2 separate regions of the Mus musculus genome follow, and region 1 is linked to region 2. Evidence: chromatin contacts called from ENCODE POLR2A ChIA-PET data. All regions are on one chromosome and are shown on one strand. Each heading gives the region's core, a stretch centred on a gene start or an enhancer-like site at or near the end of the contact. The rest is flanking DNA. Distances are from core to core; before and after follow the strand shown. Region 1 overlaps Vps37c (vacuolar protein sorting 37C). Region 2 holds the start of Tkfc (triokinase, FMN cyclase).

Region 1 (4,490 bases), core at 79-2,578, 110 kb before region 2:
CTAAGTTGGCAGAGGCAGTGAAACATACTGACTGCCTAGATTCAAATCCCATTCCAGGGCTAGAGAGATGCTCAGCTCTTAAAGGCTATGCTTGCAAATCCCAACTCCATCTCACTCTGGTGGGATGACCTCAGGCAAGCCCTCGGCCGGCTCCAGCCTTGTTTTCCTCATCTATAAAAATAGTAAGTTCAGGACATTTTTAATACTATGAAAATTATCACCAGGGTATACAATAAATATAAATACTCAAACATTTAGACTAACTACAGTACCTACACTTTTGCTTATTTGCTTATTATCATGTAAAAACATGCAAAGCACAGTGGCTACAATGGCTGCTGGCCCTCTCCGATTCTGGGTATCTAAGCATCCTTAGTATTCCAGCTGCCTCCCTCGTCCTCCTTTGAACAGAAGTATCAATCAGCAGGGGAGATGGCCAGAGTGCTTGTCTGTGGTCGGCTGTCCCTACCCAGCTTGGCTTTCTGCTCCTGGCACCGCTCCACAAGCTTCCGCAGCTCCTGGTATTTGTCTGAGAGGTTAGAGCGGCTGATTTCCAGGGGACCTTGGAACTCCAGGTTCTGCTCTGCCAGGCTCCGGTTCGTGGCCAGTGCCATCTCTCGTTCTAACTGCAGGTCCTGAACCTAAGGAAAGCAGGACAACTGACAATGAGCTTAACTGTAACTGGTCAGCCTCCAGCAGGGGGTGCTCCTGGACTCACTGCTCAGCTTGGCGCTCAGCCCTCAACCAGTCACAGAAGCCTGGGTTTAAAGGCTATGCAGGCATTGTGACCCAGGTACCTCACCACATCCTGATCCGGAGAGCCTGTGAGAATGACACATGGGAAACAGGCAGCAAGGCTAACCACCTAACCACGGCTTCCCAATAGACAAGTACCTGCAAGTGGTTCTGTGCTGTGCAGGCCACAGCTGAAGGAGACCACTCCAGTGGGAGGGATGAAACCCAGAGTCCCCACCATTAGCCCCAAGTGAAAAAGACACATGGACACACACACCATGCATGCATACACATGAGAGGCTGCTAGGGAGAATGAAGGTGACCCAGGCCAGACCAGAAGCTAGAAATATCTGAGGTCCCAAAGGTATTAGGGAGGGAGGCCCTGTAGCCCAAGCCACTGAGCAGGACAGATATCCCCGCCTCCCAGGTCAAACAGCCCACAGAGCTATAGATAGTCCCTCAATGCTGCCTGCTGAAAATGCTTCCCTAGCCAGCAAAATGGAGCCCTCATGCAGGCCCCTTGTTAACTGCCAGTCAGGCAGAAGCAGCCTTGGAACCTTGCCCAGCGGGCTACCATCTGCTTCACCGAAAGGAGAGCTGGAGACAGGGCCACCATCGCATCGCAGTACCACATGGCACCAGCAGAGGGGGCTCAGCACTGGCCACAGAAGTTAGGGAACAGGTCAGGGCCAGCTTCCACGGGGACCGAAGGGATCAACAACACAGAGCTTCTCCTTCCACCTTGGCCAGCATGTGGCACACCAGGCCAGATGGGCTCCCACTAGAACAGCCCCAGGAAGCCAGGGGGCATCCTGGACAAGGGGTTTCCAGAAGAGCCACCCTGCTCTGACCCCTGCTCAGGGCCTCGAGCCCTGTAGTTACAGCAGGCTGCAGCCTATTGGAAAGAGGAGTGCTGCCAGTTACCTCCTGCACAGACAAGGGAGTCCGGGCTCAGGGTTAGAACCCCTTTACCTGGACTGCCTGCTGTCCAGCCAGAAACGCCATTGAGCCCCTGGACAAGCTCACTGGCACAGGAGCAGAGAAACTGCTATGTGTGACTGTTAGCCAAGGTGGCTGGAGGACGGCTCAACAATTAAGAACGCATACTGCTCATCTAAAGAATCCGAGTTCAGTTCCCAGGACCCACGTCAAGTGGCTCACACCATCTGCCACTTCAGCTCCAGGGGATCTAACAGACTCTCTGGCCTCCAAAGGCACTGCACCAAACATGCACAAACCCACACCAGACATGCCTATACATATAACAAAAAATACAGTGTTAAAAAAGAAAAGGAAAGAAAACGCCAGGGACACTTGTGTGGCCACCTCTGAGTGTAGGGCCTGCCCTTCCTGGCCACACCCTTGGCATCCTTACCTGTCCACGGCTTTTCCCTGGGTCTGAAGCACTACATCTGTGCTGTGCCACCCTCTCCCTACCCTGGAGCCCATCTCTTACTAACACCCTATGAGGCCAGGAGAGCTGCACAGCTCCCTCTCTACAGAGATGAACACTCCCACCACCTTTCTCTTCTGCCAGCCCCACATGACACAATTACTGCCTTACAGCTATGACAGACAGACAGATAGACAGACAGACAGCTAAAGGCTTTCTGAGAGAGTAAGTAGCTTGCCTTACTTTGTTTCTGTCTGTCCCACAGTGAGTATTTTTTCCCCTCAGAGAATTCAACTCATTTGCTCAAACATGGCTACAGAGAAGGTTCAATCTGCCCTTGGCCAGGAAGCTGCATCCCTTACATCTCCGGGAGGTTGTGCTTTTCCATAGGGCTGAAGGCTTGCTCAGCTTGGAAGCAATGAACTCCCAAGAGCTGGGCTTGCTTTTGCTGAGCTCCACTCCCTTCAGGGACAAGACTAGGAACCCCTTACCATCCTGTTGCTCACTGTTGGCTGAAGAAATACTTAGGGCTAAAAAGATGGCTCAGTAAGCAAAGATGCTTGCTGCTAAGCCTGACTGACCTGAGTTTGAACCCTTGGCTCCAAATGGTAGGAGAGAACCAACTCCTGAAAGCTGTCCTTTGACCTCCACACTTGTGATGTGGCATTCATGCACAGATATGTGTGTGCACAGAGATAGGACACAATAAAAAGAGGAGACCCTTGGAGTTCAATGGCAAACATCCAGCAACACAAAATCTAAGATGCAGAGACAGCTATCAGTGACACTCTTGTTCTAGATTTCAAAAAGCCTACGTGACACTCAGGGAATTCTGGATTTCAGAATGTCTTGGAATTTGTGGGTTTTTTTATATTGTGGATATCTAACTAGTAAATCTATGCAAAACATTTCAAGGGCCAAGACGTAGGAAATCTGCAAAGCTTACACCCCAGGAACCTGTGGTAAGGGACACTCAGCTGTGCGTGACTTTGCTCCTATGCTGCTGAAACCAGGCCATCCAACCTCAGGGCTGCAAGGTGAGTCACACAAAGACCTCTCCTACTCCCTGCCGTGAGGAGGCCTTTCCAACCCAACCCTGGGTCATCTCCAATCCAGCAGAGACGCCTGAGCAGGGCTGGGGAGCAGGTGGGGGAGCAGGTGGCAGCAGAAAGCACAGCAGAGGTGGATACAGGACCATGTGCACCCATGAAGCAGGGGTAAGGGTCCAGGGAGGCTGACCGGGATGCTAACTGGACAACTGCCTGTTCTTTAACACAGTGAATTCACAGAGCACACGTCACGTCTGCTCATCAGGAAAAAGGGCACACGTGAGTGACCATCAGAGGAGCCTACTGTGCTCCCGCCCCTCCCTCAAACAGATGCTTCCAGGCCAAGGACCAGCTGCAGCTGCTCTGGGGGTACCTATGGGTATTTCTAGCTGAGTGGCCACATCGAGTCACCTGACCTCCAGCTCACAGGAAGGTCACAGGAAATAATGACAGTGAGGGCCGAGTCAAGCTCTGTAAAGATAGCAGGGTGGTAAGGGCCCTGTGATTGGAAGCTGAGAGGTGGGGTGCTGGCTGCAGTGGAGAACACTATGAAACATGAGTGAGCATATCACTGTGGGGGAAGATGCCCCCCCTCTCCCTAGTGCATGAGGGAGCTGTCTCTAGGCCCACGCTGGAACGCTATGAAGACTCCTGGGCCAGTTGGGTCCCTGGCTGTCCTAGTCCAAGGTGGACCCAGCACTCCCTATCATTCCCAGGGCTCCTAGAGGACCCAGGCCCTGGCTTGAAACCTCAGGGCTGCCCTAGTAAAAGCCAAGGTAAAATTCACAGCACCAGGTGAATCCTGGCTCAAGCTCCTGCTAAGCATGAATCCTTGACAAGCATTTGTCAGGGTGGGTGGGATGGCTCAGTGGGTAAAGGCCCTTGCCAACAAGCTGACAACATGAGTTCAATCTCTGGGGCCCTATGGTAGAAAGAAAGAATCGTTTCTTGCAAGTTATACCTGGCACACACAGACACAGACACACACATAGACAGACACACACATACACACTATACACATATACACTACACACAAACACACTAAATAAATGTAATAAAAATTTAAAAGACCTGAGTGAGGCTGGAGATATGGCTTAGCAGTTAAAAGTATTGATTGCACTTATAGAGGACCAGGGTTCAATTCCTAGCACCCACATGGCAGCTCACAGTAGTAACTCTAGTTCCAGGGAGTCCAGCATCTTCTGATGACCTCTCTGGGTTCCTGCACACACCAGTGCACATTCATATATATGCCACTCACACACACACACACACACACACACACACACACACACACACAGTAAAAGAAATAA
Region 2 (4,524 bases), core at 109-2,608:
AGCCAACTCCGTGGCTGCTGCCTCCGCCCCTGAGACACGTTGCAGGCCAGAGAGGCCAGGCGCAGAGGATCACGGGACGGCCTCACCTGGCCTCTTGGAGGACTTACGGAGCCCGAGGCGGCCAACCAAGCGAGGCCCCGCCCCCTGAGGTCCCGCCTTCTCCTAACCGCCAGAGGTCGCAGTACCCGGATGAGAGCGAGAGTACCGGTACGCAGGCAGAACTGGCCTCCTCTTTGGTCTGCTACGCCCTAAGTGGCCGCCTGCTGGCTTCCCAGCCCAGATCCGCGCCCCTTCCTCAGATTCTGCCTCCTTCCTTCCTCCATAGCTCCAGGCGTCCTCGGGGTTTTCCCTCTTTTAAAACAGGAAGGGCTGCGGAGGACTAGACTGGGGATAAGAGGTGACCATCTGTGCACATCCCAGAGTAGAATCGTGCTTTCCTTTGCTTAATTCTTCGAGCTCCTCCTGATCCCTCGAATGCCCTCAACTGACTTTAGAACAATCATCCCAGCCTCACACATCACCTGGGGGTGTGTTTGCTCACCTCTTTTAATTTCTCCAGAAACGAAAGGACTCTCCACTAAATTACTTGATAGCACTATTAGTGCCTCTACTGCGATACAAATTCTAAGCTCAAATACAACGCAGGAATTTCACAGGAAGAGCCTAAACACCCAGGTGACTAGTGCAATCAGCCCCGCAGATGCAGGTCCCAGGCTTCATCAGACAGCCTCCATGTCCCCAACCCCAAAGGAGGAGCAGCAGAAGCCTAGTCCTGAAGCATCTCCAGAATGCCGGAGGAGGAGAGCTAACTCCCTATTTTACAAATGAGGCAGAGATCAGTGTAGCTAGGTTTGAACCAGGTGGAACTGAAGATGATTTGTACCTCCCCAGCTGGCACTCGACTTGACTCTGGGAAACTGGTTGACTAAGGGGAAACATTAGGCTTTGTAGCAAGACTAGACATGGGCTCAAGTCCTAACTCTCAGCAACACAATCTTAGACAACTCACTAGAGCTTTCAGTCTGTGTTCCAGAAGTAAAATAGGATCACAGAGCTGACTCACTACTAGTGTGGCCAGCCAGAAAGGTAAAGGTCTTTGTACATTTTCTCCTTCCCAGCTTTAAGCTGGACATGATTCCAAACACTGCCTTCTGGCTAAGTGGGGGTGTGAACTTTGGTCAGTCCCCACGCTCCTCTCCATTCCTAGCCCACGAACTAGAGTTTGGACTTGGATCAAAGTCTGAGGCAGCTCCCTAATTCTTAAGGCACAGGCACGGGAGGCATGACATTGCCAATCGGCTGCCCATACCTTCAGCAACTCAAGTCCTTTCCACTCCTGCAGGTGCTGCTGTCTCTACTTCAGACCTGGTAGCAGTCAGGACCGTCCACCCGGCGGCATCTCAGAGCAGAAGTGTGAGCTCAGCTTGTTTCAGAACTTTCCCACCATGGTGAGTCCTGTGGGAGCCACAATAGAGGGACGACCATGGGGAACCCCACTCTGGACACCCGGACTCTCTCTAGTCCCCATCTGAGACGATGCTGCCTCTTGGGGTTCAGAAGACAAGAATTTCATTTTGTATCTCCAGCTTAATCCCCGTTCCCTTTCCTGTGGGCGGGGCACTGGGCCAAGCCAGGTCTGAGGTTAACCTGAGGCACCCTGAAACCCCTATGGCTAGGATCTCAGGCACGCATTTAGATCAGAACAACAAGTTACTTGCTGTGTGATAAGTCACTTTGCTAGTCAAGGAGGGAACCTGGAGGAATGATCGGGCCCTTGTTCCTCAGCCTGGGCATGTGTGGGCTGCTCCCAGAGCAGGGAACTGCAATGTGGGAGGCTCTCAGTGTCCCCGGGGTTTGCTTTAAAACTGATCTTGAACAGATCTGGGCTCGATTTCAGCCTCGTGCCCATCACTGTGTTACTACTATGCCAAAGGCTTCACTTCTCCGGGTCTCTCCTCTCGCCAACCTCATCTGCAGTATGGCAGACTAAGACCTGCTAGCACATGGCCTGGCCGCACAGTGTTGATCAGACTAGAATCCTAGTGGCCTAGTCTGTACCTCCCCTTTCTTGCCTTTCCTTTCCCTTGTGTTACTGGGAAACAGGCATGGCTCTGGTGCAGGAATGATTGGGAATCTCTTGGAGGGAGACTCAGTGATCCCTCTTTCCCCACCCTGTGCCTGTGACTTCAGCCACTTGGGAAAACAGCATGTGGCTGGGATGAACCTGGAGGGTCTAGGCACTGGCTGGCTGTGTGACTTTGTGCACAGTCATTTGTTGTGCTTCAGTTTTCTGCTGTTTGTACTAATCTTACCTCCAAAGGGTTATTGGGGAAATTAAATTAGACATATTCATACTTAGAAATGGGTCTGGCTCTTAGTGCGTAAGAAATGGAGCTCATTTTATTCTGCTTGTTGTCTGTTGACCTAGGCCACTCTCGTCATCCTTAAGTAGGTGTTATGGCCTTGGCCCTTGTTAAATGAAGGAAAGCCTGGCAGGAAGACATCAGCGCTTCATTTTGCATAAAGGCTCAGAAAAAAGAGGCAGGAAGTGTGTTTTGCGGAGACCTGGGTCAGGCTGCGATCACTAGGTGGCGCCAGCAGTCTCTTCTGGATCCACTTTGAGGCTCGCTCTTCCTGCCTCCTGAGGACAAAGGCTGCTGGCTACATCCCATCCCGGAACAGTTATTTAGCTAGCTCCAGCTTTTCAAAGCCTGTTCACAAAAGGGGCTATGGCACCTTTTTAGCGAGCTTTTCCCGTAACACTGGTATAAGCTCTGTAAATCACTGTTCCCAGAGGAAGAACTGAGCCCAGAACAGAGGTTTGCTCCCTGAGTTCAGGCGTGGTGTCCTGCTGACACTAGAGCCTGGGCACACGGCGACTCTGGTCTCTCTTACTGCACACGCTGTACAGACTCAGCTGGACCCAGAGGTATTCTCCAGGGTTTAGGTCAGCCTTTGCACGCCCTCTCTCCTAAGGAGGCCCATAGCTCACCGTGTAACTGCCCTGGCAGAATGCAGACATTCTAAAGAGACATTTCACCCCTTCCCATTAGCTATCAGACTGCTGAAATAATGCCTGCAACAAAGTGGAATTTTCCCAAGAATCTCAAGCTGGGGGAGGTAAAGACAGAGAGACAGAGGCCCTGACACTCACGAGGAGAAGCAGCCAGGAAGAGATTTCACATGTTTCTGACAGTGTTTCAGCTGCCTGCAAGAAGGGGATGAGTCAGTCAACCACACCTTGGCCCTAACTGACTAGGCTTTTTTTTTTTTCAGTGTTTTATTTTTTATATTTGTTTGTTTGTTTTGTTTTGTTTCTGCCTCCTGAGTTCTGGAATTAAAAGCACACACCACCACAACCTGGCTTGTTTCAGGGTTTTTTTTGTTTTGTTTTTTTTTTTGCTTGTTTGTTTTTTTGTTTTTTTCAAGACAGTGTTTCTCTGTATAGCCCTGGCTGTCTTAGAACTCACTTTGTAGACAAGGCTGGCCTCGAACTCAGAAATCCACCTGCCTCTGCCTCCCGAGTGCTGGGATTAAAGGTGTGCGCCACCACGCCTGGCTTGTTTCAGTTTTTATGTTCAGTTTGAGACACATGGGTCTCCTGTAGCTCAGGTTGGCCTCCAACTTTCTGTGTAGCTGATGCTAACCTTGAACTCCGGAGTCCTCCCCCACCCCCGCCCCCCAAGCCTCCATCTCCTAAGGCCTGTGCTACCACACCCAGCTAGAACTACTAGGTTATACATACCTCTCTGTTTAAACCTAAACCTCGTATCCGTGCCCTGAAGATGGCTTTGGACATGAGAGAGTATCCCTGGACCTCTTTATTTGTTCCTCTTCCCAATGAGAACATATTAATGAATTGATAAATAATGAACAATCTGATAAATTATTATAAAACATAAATTATAAGTAAATTGATAAATCTCCTTTGTCTGCTCCTTACTGTTGTCTCTTTAACTGGCCTGTTGAGGACATGGCTCTGAGGATAGTTATTAGGCTCTGGAGCTGAGGCTTTGACCCTGACGATTCCTGTGAACGATTCTTCCTGTGGCTTGTGAGGCCCCTGTCTACCTCTTCCTGTAGGCCATATTGCTTGCAACACTATGTCACTCTGATGCTTCCAGGAGCCACTATTCTATTCTGTATCCCATACCTTGGCTTATGCTTCCTTCTGCTCCGAATACCCCCCACCCCCTTCCCAATGCCTACATGTCTCTTTCTTGTTCTTCATAGAGACTTCCCCTTTAGGAGACTGAGGCCCTTTTCTTCTGTGCTTCCACACACATGTATGTCCCTCTTGCATAGCATAGCACGTAAGAATGATATCTGTGTTCCCATGAAGGGCCTAGCACTGGGCCCTGCTACCCTGCATGAACGGTCTAGCTCTAGCCCAGGAAAACCAGTTGTGGTACCAACTGGGTTGGTGTGGGGCCTGCCCAGACTCTACCCATCATAGGAGTCTCAATCTAAAACCTACCTCCTCTAACAGAAACTGACAGGGCCCCAATTTCATTTTTTTTTTCT

What was found. ChIA-PET counts read pairs that join two places held with the same protein, here RNA polymerase II (POLR2A).
Region 1: POLR2A ChIA-PET joins it to region 2 with 20 read pairs in Patski. The contact joins the enhancer-like site here to the promoter of Tkfc in region 2. POLR2A ChIA-PET finds 5 or more read pairs at or near these places in 2 of 5 experiments (Patski and embryonic stem cell).

The regions. Positions count from the first base shown.
Region 1 is chr19:10,706,421-10,710,910 of GRCm38, reverse strand. It overlaps Vps37c (vacuolar protein sorting 37C), which reads right to left. Exons shown (of 5, transcript NM_181403.3): 3 at 470-641. Among named protein-coding and RNA genes, the nearest start is that of Vps37c, 20 kb to the right of the region's middle. Within about 2 kb of position 1,328, at least 2 of the 3 ENCODE cell types and tissues checked have a DNase peak (open chromatin) inside an H3K27ac peak, as active enhancers do.
Region 2 is chr19:10,601,092-10,605,615 of GRCm38, reverse strand. It overlaps Tkfc (triokinase, FMN cyclase), which reads left to right and starts at 1,358. Exons shown (of 17, transcript NM_145496.1): 1 at 1,358-1,448. The coding sequence starts at 1,446. Ddb1 (damage specific DNA binding protein 1) reads right to left here and starts at 19. Exons shown (of 27, transcript NM_015735.2): 1 at 1-19.